Linked DNA regions of Homo sapiens: region 1 is linked to region 2. A link is a loop called in an ENCODE intact Hi-C map of the cell type or tissue named here. Cell type or tissue: breast epithelium. All regions are shown on one strand. Region 1 overlaps ATP11AUN (ATP11A upstream neighbor lncRNA). Region 2 overlaps ATP11A (ATPase phospholipid transporting 11A).

What was found. Peaks named below come from ENCODE experiments on the same cell type or tissue, not always from the same donor. Only the 100,000 strongest peaks of a DNase experiment are listed, where the experiment ranks them.
Region 1: a loop joins it to region 2, with 16 times the contacts of the local background. A loop is called at or near these places in 1 of 110 quality-filtered maps.

What each region holds. Positions count from the first base shown.
Region 1 is chr13:112,664,748-112,668,747 of GRCh38, forward strand. The region is part of intron 1 of ATP11AUN (ATP11A upstream neighbor lncRNA); the gene reads left to right. Among named protein-coding and RNA genes, the nearest start is that of ATP11AUN, 20 kb to the left of the region's middle. In breast epithelium, no CTCF peak of the experiment used is centred here; no DNase peak of the experiment used is centred here.
Region 2 is chr13:112,740,990-112,744,989 of GRCh38, forward strand. All of the region lies in intron 1 of ATP11A (ATPase phospholipid transporting 11A), which reads left to right. Among named protein-coding and RNA genes, the nearest start is that of ATP11A-AS1, 12 kb to the right of the region's middle. In breast epithelium, no CTCF peak of the experiment used is centred here; no DNase peak of the experiment used is centred here; H3K4me3 peaks cover 595 bases; H3K27ac peaks cover 1,436 bases.

The DNA.
Region 1 (4,000 bases), 76 kb before region 2:
GAAGAGTCAAATGAGGAGCTACCTTCCTCCTGTGGCAGATGGAGTGAACCCTGATCATCGTTGCTCAAGACGTCCCAGCAGTTAACAAACAGGACACTCTGTTGCATCCCACATCTGGTGGGTTCTCCCTGATAACAAGGCTGAGCGAAGTTCCATCCCACATGGAACCGCCAGGTGTGGTTCTGCATGCATTCTGGCCACTCGCAGCTGGGGCGTCGTCAGGGGCGTGCTGCTTACGTGAACACGGATGTGCTCCCCACCCTGTACATCCTTGGCCTGCAGGAACTTGGTGAACCTGCATCGTTGGCAGAGCTGCGTGTGCACCACCTCCCTCCAGGTTGGGCTGGGTTGCAGGCTGCTCCCTTTCCCTGCACGGGGCCGTGCTCTGCGCTCAGCGCTTCTCCTGGAAGCCTCGCCAAGCCTGCCTCTGCTGCAGCAGGTGCTTTTCTGGTGGCTTCTGCATCACAGGCTTCCCCTGTGATTCTCCTCCAGTGTCTACTGCTGAGTTAAGAGAAGAAATGTTTCTCAATTCTTTCTTCCCAGGTTTAATGTTTCTTCCTGATGTTTGCAGTTTACCAGCTGCCCTGGTCAGATGAAGCAAGTATCACGGCACTAATAAAAGGGTTGTGCTTTATCCTTAAAAATATAATTACAAGTCCCACATATTTTCTTTTTCAGCCTTTACCAAGTAAGTAAGCTTTCCCCGTATGCCCACCATTCGATGCTCCAGTTCTTCCCTAGTGGCAGATGTAACCCAGGTATCATCTGTGGTCTCCCTGCCCTTTGAAATTGCTGAGAAAACTGGGCTCAACCCCCTTTCTATCTTGCTGTTTCCTTCTCCAGATTCAGAAAAACTCTGACAGCTGAGTAAAGCAAGGCAGCTTGTGTATGTGGGTGCGAGAGGAAGCGTGTGAGTGAATGCAGGCCTGTGTGCAAGTGCACTCATGAGTGTGTGTGTAAGGATGTGTGTGTCCGTGTGTGTAAGGGTGTGTGTGTAAGGATGTGTGTGTCCATGTGTGTGTAAGGATGTGTGTCCGTGTGCATAAGGATGTGTGTGTCCATTGTGAGTGTGTGGGAGTGCGTAAGGATATGTGTGTCCATGTGAGTGTGCGGGAGTGTGTAAGGATGTGTGTGCATGTGTGAGTGTGCGGGAGTGTGTAAGAATGTGTGTCCATGTGAGTGTGTGGGAGTGTAAGGATGTGTGTGTCCATGTGTGAGTGTGTGGGAGGCATAAGGATATGTGTGTCCCTGTTTGAGTGTCTGGGAGTGCATAAGGATGTGTGTGTCCATGTGAGTGTGTGGGAGTGTGTAAGGCTGTGTGTGTCCATGTGTGTGTGTGGGAGTGTGTAAGGATGTGTGTGCCTGTGTGTGGGAGTGTGTAAGGATGTGTGTCTATGTGTGAGTCTGGGAGTGTGTAAGGCTGTGTGTGTCCATGTGTGAGTGTGCGGGAGTGCGTAAGGATGTGTGTGTCCATGTGTGAGTGTGCGGGAGTGTGTAAGGATGTGTGTCCATGTGTGAGTGTGCGGGAGTGCGTAAGGATGTGTATGTCCGTGTGTGTGTGGGAGTGCATAAGAATGTGTGTGTGTCCATGTGTGAGTGTGCAGGAGTGCATAAGGCTGTGTGTGTTTCCATGTGTGGGTGTGCGGGAGTGTGTAAAGATGTGTGTGTCCGTGTGTGTGGGAGTGTAAGGATGTGTGTGTCCATGTGTGAGTGTGTGGGAGTGCATAAGGATATGTGTGTCCCTGTGTGTCTGGGAGTGCATAAAGATGTGTGTGTCCATGTGAGTGTGTGGGAGTGTGTAAGGATGTGTGTCCGTGTGTGTGGGAATAAGGATGTGTGTGCAGGAGTGTGTAAGGATGTCTGTGTCCATGTGTGAGTGTGTGGGAGTAAGGATATGTGTGTGTCCATGTGTGAGTGTGCGGGAGTGCATAAGGATGTGTATGTCCATGTGTGAGTGTGCGGGAGTGCATAAGGATGTGTATGTCCATGTGTGAGTGTGCGGGAGTGCATAAGGATGTGTATGTCCGTGTGTGTGTGTGGGAGTGCATAAGGATGTGTGTGTGTCCATGTGTGAGTGTGCAGGAGTGCATAAGGCTGTGTGTGTGTCCATGTGTGGGTTTGTGGGAGTGTATAAGGATGTGTGTGTCCGTGTGAGTGTGTGGGAGCACGTGAGGATGTGTGTGTCCGTGTGTGAGTGTGTGGGAGCACGTGAGGATGTCTGTGTCCGTGTGTGTGTAAGGATGTGTCTGCGTCTATGTGTGAGTGTGTGGGAGTGCATGAGGATGTGTGTATGTCCAGAGCTGTCCAGACCTCTGTTCTGGGGGGGAAAGTGCTGAGATCAGAAGCAAATCAAGCAGGATAGAGACACTAAGAGCAAAGGAAAGGAAAGCCCAGACCACAGTGAGGGAGAACAGAGGAGGCTCATCTCAGAAAGCACGAGGCCATCTTTTCATTCACTTTGTGGACACAACAGAAGTAACAGAAGATGGACCTCTCTGCCAGCAAGTTAGATAACTTAGGTAAAATGAGCCAGTTCCTAGAAAAACAGAAACTGCTAAAAGAGACTCAAAAAGAAATGAAAAATCAAGTAGACTAACAACAAACAGAGGTTTAATTAGTAATTAAAACTTTTCTGCAAAGAAAAGCCCAGGCCCACATGGCTTAACTTGTAAATTCTACCAAACACTTGAAGAAGAATACCAACCTTCACAAATTCTTTCAAAAAGAAAGAAAGAAAGAAAATAGAAGAGGAAGAAACACATTCTAACTCATCCAATGAGATCAGTATCATCCTAACACCAAAATCAGACTGACTTGTGATCAAAGGAAGAGAAAACTACAGGCCAATATCCTCATTGAATATCAGTGCAAAATCCTCAAAAAAATACTGGCAAACCAAATCCAGCAACATCGAAAAGCATTATACAACACAGCCGAGTGGGATTTATCTCAAGAATGCAAGGGCAGTTCAATACGCGAAAATCAACGTAACACAACACTTCCAAAGAGTACGGGACAAAAACCACGTAGTCATCTCAATAGGCACAGAAAGAGCATTTGAGAAAATCCAACACCCCTTCAGAATAAAGCGCCTAAAAAACTGGGAATAGAAGAGAACTTCCTCAGCCCCGCAAGGGGCATCTACAGACAAGCCACAGTTATAGACAAGAATCTGAACGCTTTCCCTGTAGCTCAGGAGCAGAAGGAGGAGGTCTGCTCTCCTGTTTCTATTTAATGTTGTAATGGAGGCTCTAGATAAAACAGTTAGTACAGAATAAGAAGAGAACGAAAGACAGAAAGAGAGAAAGAAAGGCAAGGTCTCCATGCTGGAAATGAAGAAATGAAATTATCTCTGTCTGAAATTTCATGAGAACAGTGCAGACCGAGGCAGGGTGGGCGCAGTCGAAGTGGAGCAGGGTTGGCCAGGAGCTGATAATGATGGATGAACTTTTCCTCTAATTTTTTACATGCTTAAAATTTTATGCAACCTTTGGCCAGGTGCAGTGGCTCACACCTGTAATCCCAGCACTTTGGGAGGCCGAGGCAGATCACCTGAGGTCAGGAGTTCGAGATCAGCCCAGCCAACATGGCAAAACCCTGTCTCTACTAAAAATACAAAAATTAGTCCAGCATGGTGGTGCATAACACCCGTAATCCCAGCTACTTGGGAGGCTGAGGCAGGAGAATCGCTTGAACCTGGGAGGCAGAGGTTGCAGTGAGCCGAGATCACGCCACTGCACTCCAGTCTGGGCAACAGAGTGAGATTCTGTCTCAAAAAAAAAAAATTATGTAACTTTTAAATAAAATTTAATATTGGAAGATGTTTTTAGAGGAGTAATACACATTATCAGAAAATTCAGAGATTTCTAAATCAAAAGAGAAACCATGCCACCTTTTCCTTGTTCTTTTTGAGGCAGGTTAGCCCCAGTTCATGATTGGGGTCTAAAGCTATTGGTAAATTTTACACAAATCAGAACCCATTAACTTTTCATTTAATCCA
Region 2 (4,000 bases):
CTGAGAACCAAACAAGCAAGGCACAGCACGGGTCTGAATCACTTACATGGGCCTTGTTTGCTTGTTTAGGTCAGTGTTTCTAATACTTTATATTTCTAATGTAAAGCCAAAGAAAGCCACAAAGAGATTTAAGATGTGGGTGGAAGTGCTCTGTTTGCTGTGTCTGTGTTTCCACAGAGCTTTATGTTTTTTTGGGAGGCTGGGGACTGGGGAGGTGAGGGACATGGAGCTGTAGTCGGGAGGGTTGGGCAGCCACACTGGGGGTGGAGAAGGTGGCCCGGTCCCTGCGGGGCTGTGGGGCAGGAGCTGTAGTCGGGAGGGTTGGGCAGCCACACCAGGGATGGAGAAGGTGGCCTGGTCCCTGCGGGGCTGTGGGGCAGAAGCTGTAGTCGGGAGGGTTGGGCAGCCACACTGGGGTGGAGAAGGTGGCCCGGTCCCTGCGGGGCTGTGGGGCAGATGAACTCTCTGGGGGCACCTGTCATGGTGGAGGGCAGAGAACAATGGTCCAGCACCATTACCCTGGCCTGGGCTGCTCCAGGCTGCCCGTTGCATCAGCGGTGGAGGGTGGAGGCACTAGCCAACTGGGGCAGGCCATAGCCTCACTGTGGGCTGGAGACTCCGTCCCTGTGCTGATCTGGGACAGGTGGGCTGCAGGGAGACTCAGGGGCCCGTGCTCCTTAGTCGTTTGTTCCCGCCAAGCCACCTCTCTCTCTGCCCATATTCAGTGGATGCCGGCTGTTTTTGTTTGTGGCTCTCTCTGCACTGTTTTCCATCTGCCTCTGTGCATCAGGGCCTTTAATGTTTTACCGGGTATTTTGAGCCTCACAGTGACTGTTCCGGGTCCAGGGGAGTAAAGAGTGCTCTGCTCCCTGTGGAGGTGTACTTCTCTTCCCCCAAAGATTGCTCCTCTTCCCCAGAGCGCTCCTCTTCCTCCATAGACTGCTCCCCTTCCCCACGGAAGAGCGCTCCCCTTCCCCACGGAAGAGTGGTTCCCCCACCACAGAAGAGTGGTCCCCCTCCCCACAGAAGAGTGCTCCCCTTCCCCCACAGGGGAGTGCTCCCCCTCCCCACAGTGCGCTTTTCTCACGTGTCCTAAGTATGGGTGGTGCGGGGTGAACGCATTGTCCACAGGGAGCAGCCACCCCTGGAGGCAAACAGGAACACTCATTCTTGATCTAGATGGTGCCAGGTTGAAAGGAGGTTTTTAAAATAAGTGCAGGCTCATGTAGAGATGGCTGCTGCCTGGCCTGATGTTGCATGGGAAATGCAGCATGGGAACCCTTGGGGGGTGGGGGAGACACCTCCTGTGGAAGGGGGTGCTGTCCTGTCACCTCCCATGTCGAGTTGCGCCTGAGACACTAGTGTCTGTGCTGCTCAGCATGTGGTCCCACGGAGGAGCCCCTGCGGGCGCTGGTCTCTGTGGGAGACTGGGGTGTGAGCACGCGGTGTCACAGGTCGTGTGTGGGGGGACTTATGACAGGTGCTGTCTGATTTCGTAGTCTGGATGTTCATTAGCATTAATTTCAGGCACTGGACGACCAAAAGTGAGAAAAGGGAAAACCTGAGAATTTGCTCAGCTGTGTAAAAATGATGCCACTTACGATAATTCTGCGAAGCTACCGCTTATGCCAGCTACCTGTGGAGCGCAACATCGGCTTCCTGAGGCAGTCTCAGCCTGCTCCATTTTATTTCACTTAGATGGTATCCCCCGTGTGTGACGGCCGGCCTTCGCCCTGTGCCTCCCCGCAGTGTGGCTGGATCTCAGGGGGCTCGGACACGTGCTCAGACTGAAGGTCAGAAAGAGCATTTTCCATTCTGACCCCTGACAATGGCAAGACTTTCCACAGGTAGACACCTGTTTTTCCAATCCTTACTGTGTAGCGAGACTTTCTGCAGATAGACACCTGTTTTTCCTTATTGTGTACGTGGGCAGAGGGGAGAGGCACTCACTCAAGAATTTCCTAGATGTCTGATACAGAACTCACCCTGTGAATCTAGTTAGGTTTCTAAGCATCAGTAGCACAGTGTATGACAGCACATGTGCCAGCAGACCTCACCTGTGCAGAGGGTTCTATGGAGAGGCGAAGTCGTTAGCCTGCTGTGGCTTCTCTGGGGAAGATTCAGACTGGCAGACAGTTGCTCCAGTGCCCTCATCCTTGATCTGCTTACTCCCTGTGATGAACACATGTATTTTGTGAGATGTCTGCCACATGGGTGGGAAACGTGTATTTTCACCATCGTGAAAAAAATATGGCTGTATTCAATAGCATTGCTGGAAAATAGAATGGGCTGAGGGAGGTTTTTAAGGGTGTGGTTATTGGGCAGATGTTGCAGGTTCCTGCTACAGTGTGATGATCTGTGCAGATGTTGTAGGTTCCTGCTAGCACTGACGGCATAGGCAGGTGTTGTATGTTCCTGCAGGTTCCTGCTAGCACTGATGGCATAGGCAGGTGTTGTAGGTTCCTGCTACAGTGTGTGATAACCTGTGCAGATGTTGTAGGTTCCTGCTAGCGTTGACGGCATAGGCAGGTGTTGTAGGTTCCTGCTACAGTGTGATGACCTGTGTAGATGCTGTAGGTTCCTGCTAGCACTGACGGCATAGGCAGGTGTTGTAGGTTCCTGCTAGAGTGTGATAACCTGTGCGATGTTGCAGGTTCCTGCTAGCACTGACAGCATAGGCAGGTGTTGTAGGTTCCTGCTAGAGTTGACGGCTTAGGCAGATGTAGGTTCCTTTGAGCTCAGGAATGTAACACAGTAAGCTTAAGGTAACCTATACAGCTTCAGGAAAAGAGGATTGGTTGTTTATTTCCTGTGGTCTCAGGGTGTCCTTCCCTGGAGTTTAGTATAGGCCCATCCACCATCCAGAGGCTTCATTTTGAATTTGGGGAGTTTGCTAAGAACTTTAACCAGGTCTGAAGGAAAAAGGGGAGTTGTGCATTTGTAAAGTATTTGGTTTTGATTGAACCAACAGTGCAAGTTACAGGTTAAGCCAGTTTTCAGGTTAGAATATTTCCTGCTGGTATGGACGTGGTCATTTTAGTCATCATACTATGACGGCTGAGCTGCGTGTCCAGCTGCGGTGAGTGGGCCACTTGCCTCTTTCACGTAAGGAAGGCTTCCTCTTCACGCATTTGTCAGTGGTCAAGAAAGTTAAAACAAGAAGGCAGGAGAATGTCGCTGTCCTCCCAGCACCCGGTTTGGGACGGTCTGGGAGGGTGTGATGGAGTGCAGTGTTCTGTATGTTGATGTGTGTTGACGGATTTCTCTGTCCTCCCGGCACCCGGCTTGGGACGGTCTGGGAGGGTGTGATGGAGTATGGTGTTCTGTATATTGATGTGTGTTGATGGATTTTTCTTTCCTCCCGGCACCCGGCTTCGGATGGTCTGGGAGGGTGTGATGGAGTGCAGTGTTCTGTATGTTGATGTGTGTTGATGGATTTCTCTGAGTGGCGATTTCAGGGATGCTTATTTCTGTCCAGTGAATCTCAGACATGGGGAGCCTAATCTTCACATTTGGTGACTCTCCCTGGCAGCTTCTCACGTGAAAGCTGATTGTTAGCTGCTGGTGCCTCCCTCCCCGGCCCTCTGCTCACCACCTGCCCTCACGGGTGAGCCGCTGCACTTCTCGGGCTCGTTGGCCTGCAGTCAGCTCTCGGCTCGGTGCTGTGGAGGTGTTTTGCTTTTGCCAGGAAAGTGCATCCTCCACACCTTCCCTCCTGGTCGACTCTTAGTCACCCGGCTGGTGTGTAAAGCACAGAGTGCTCTGAACAGTGTTCCAAGTGTGTCCCAAGTTAAAACGTTGTGGTTAGCCAACTCCAGTTCAAATTCCTTCCCTACTTCATGTAAGATATGTGAGCTCTCCAGCCTCAATTTCTTCAACTGGGAAATGAAAATAACAGGGATGTCCCTTTCAAACAATGGTGAGTTTTAAATGTGATCATACATCTGGGAGTCTTAAAATAGTACGTGGCACACAGTGATTCATCAGAAAATGTGAGGAT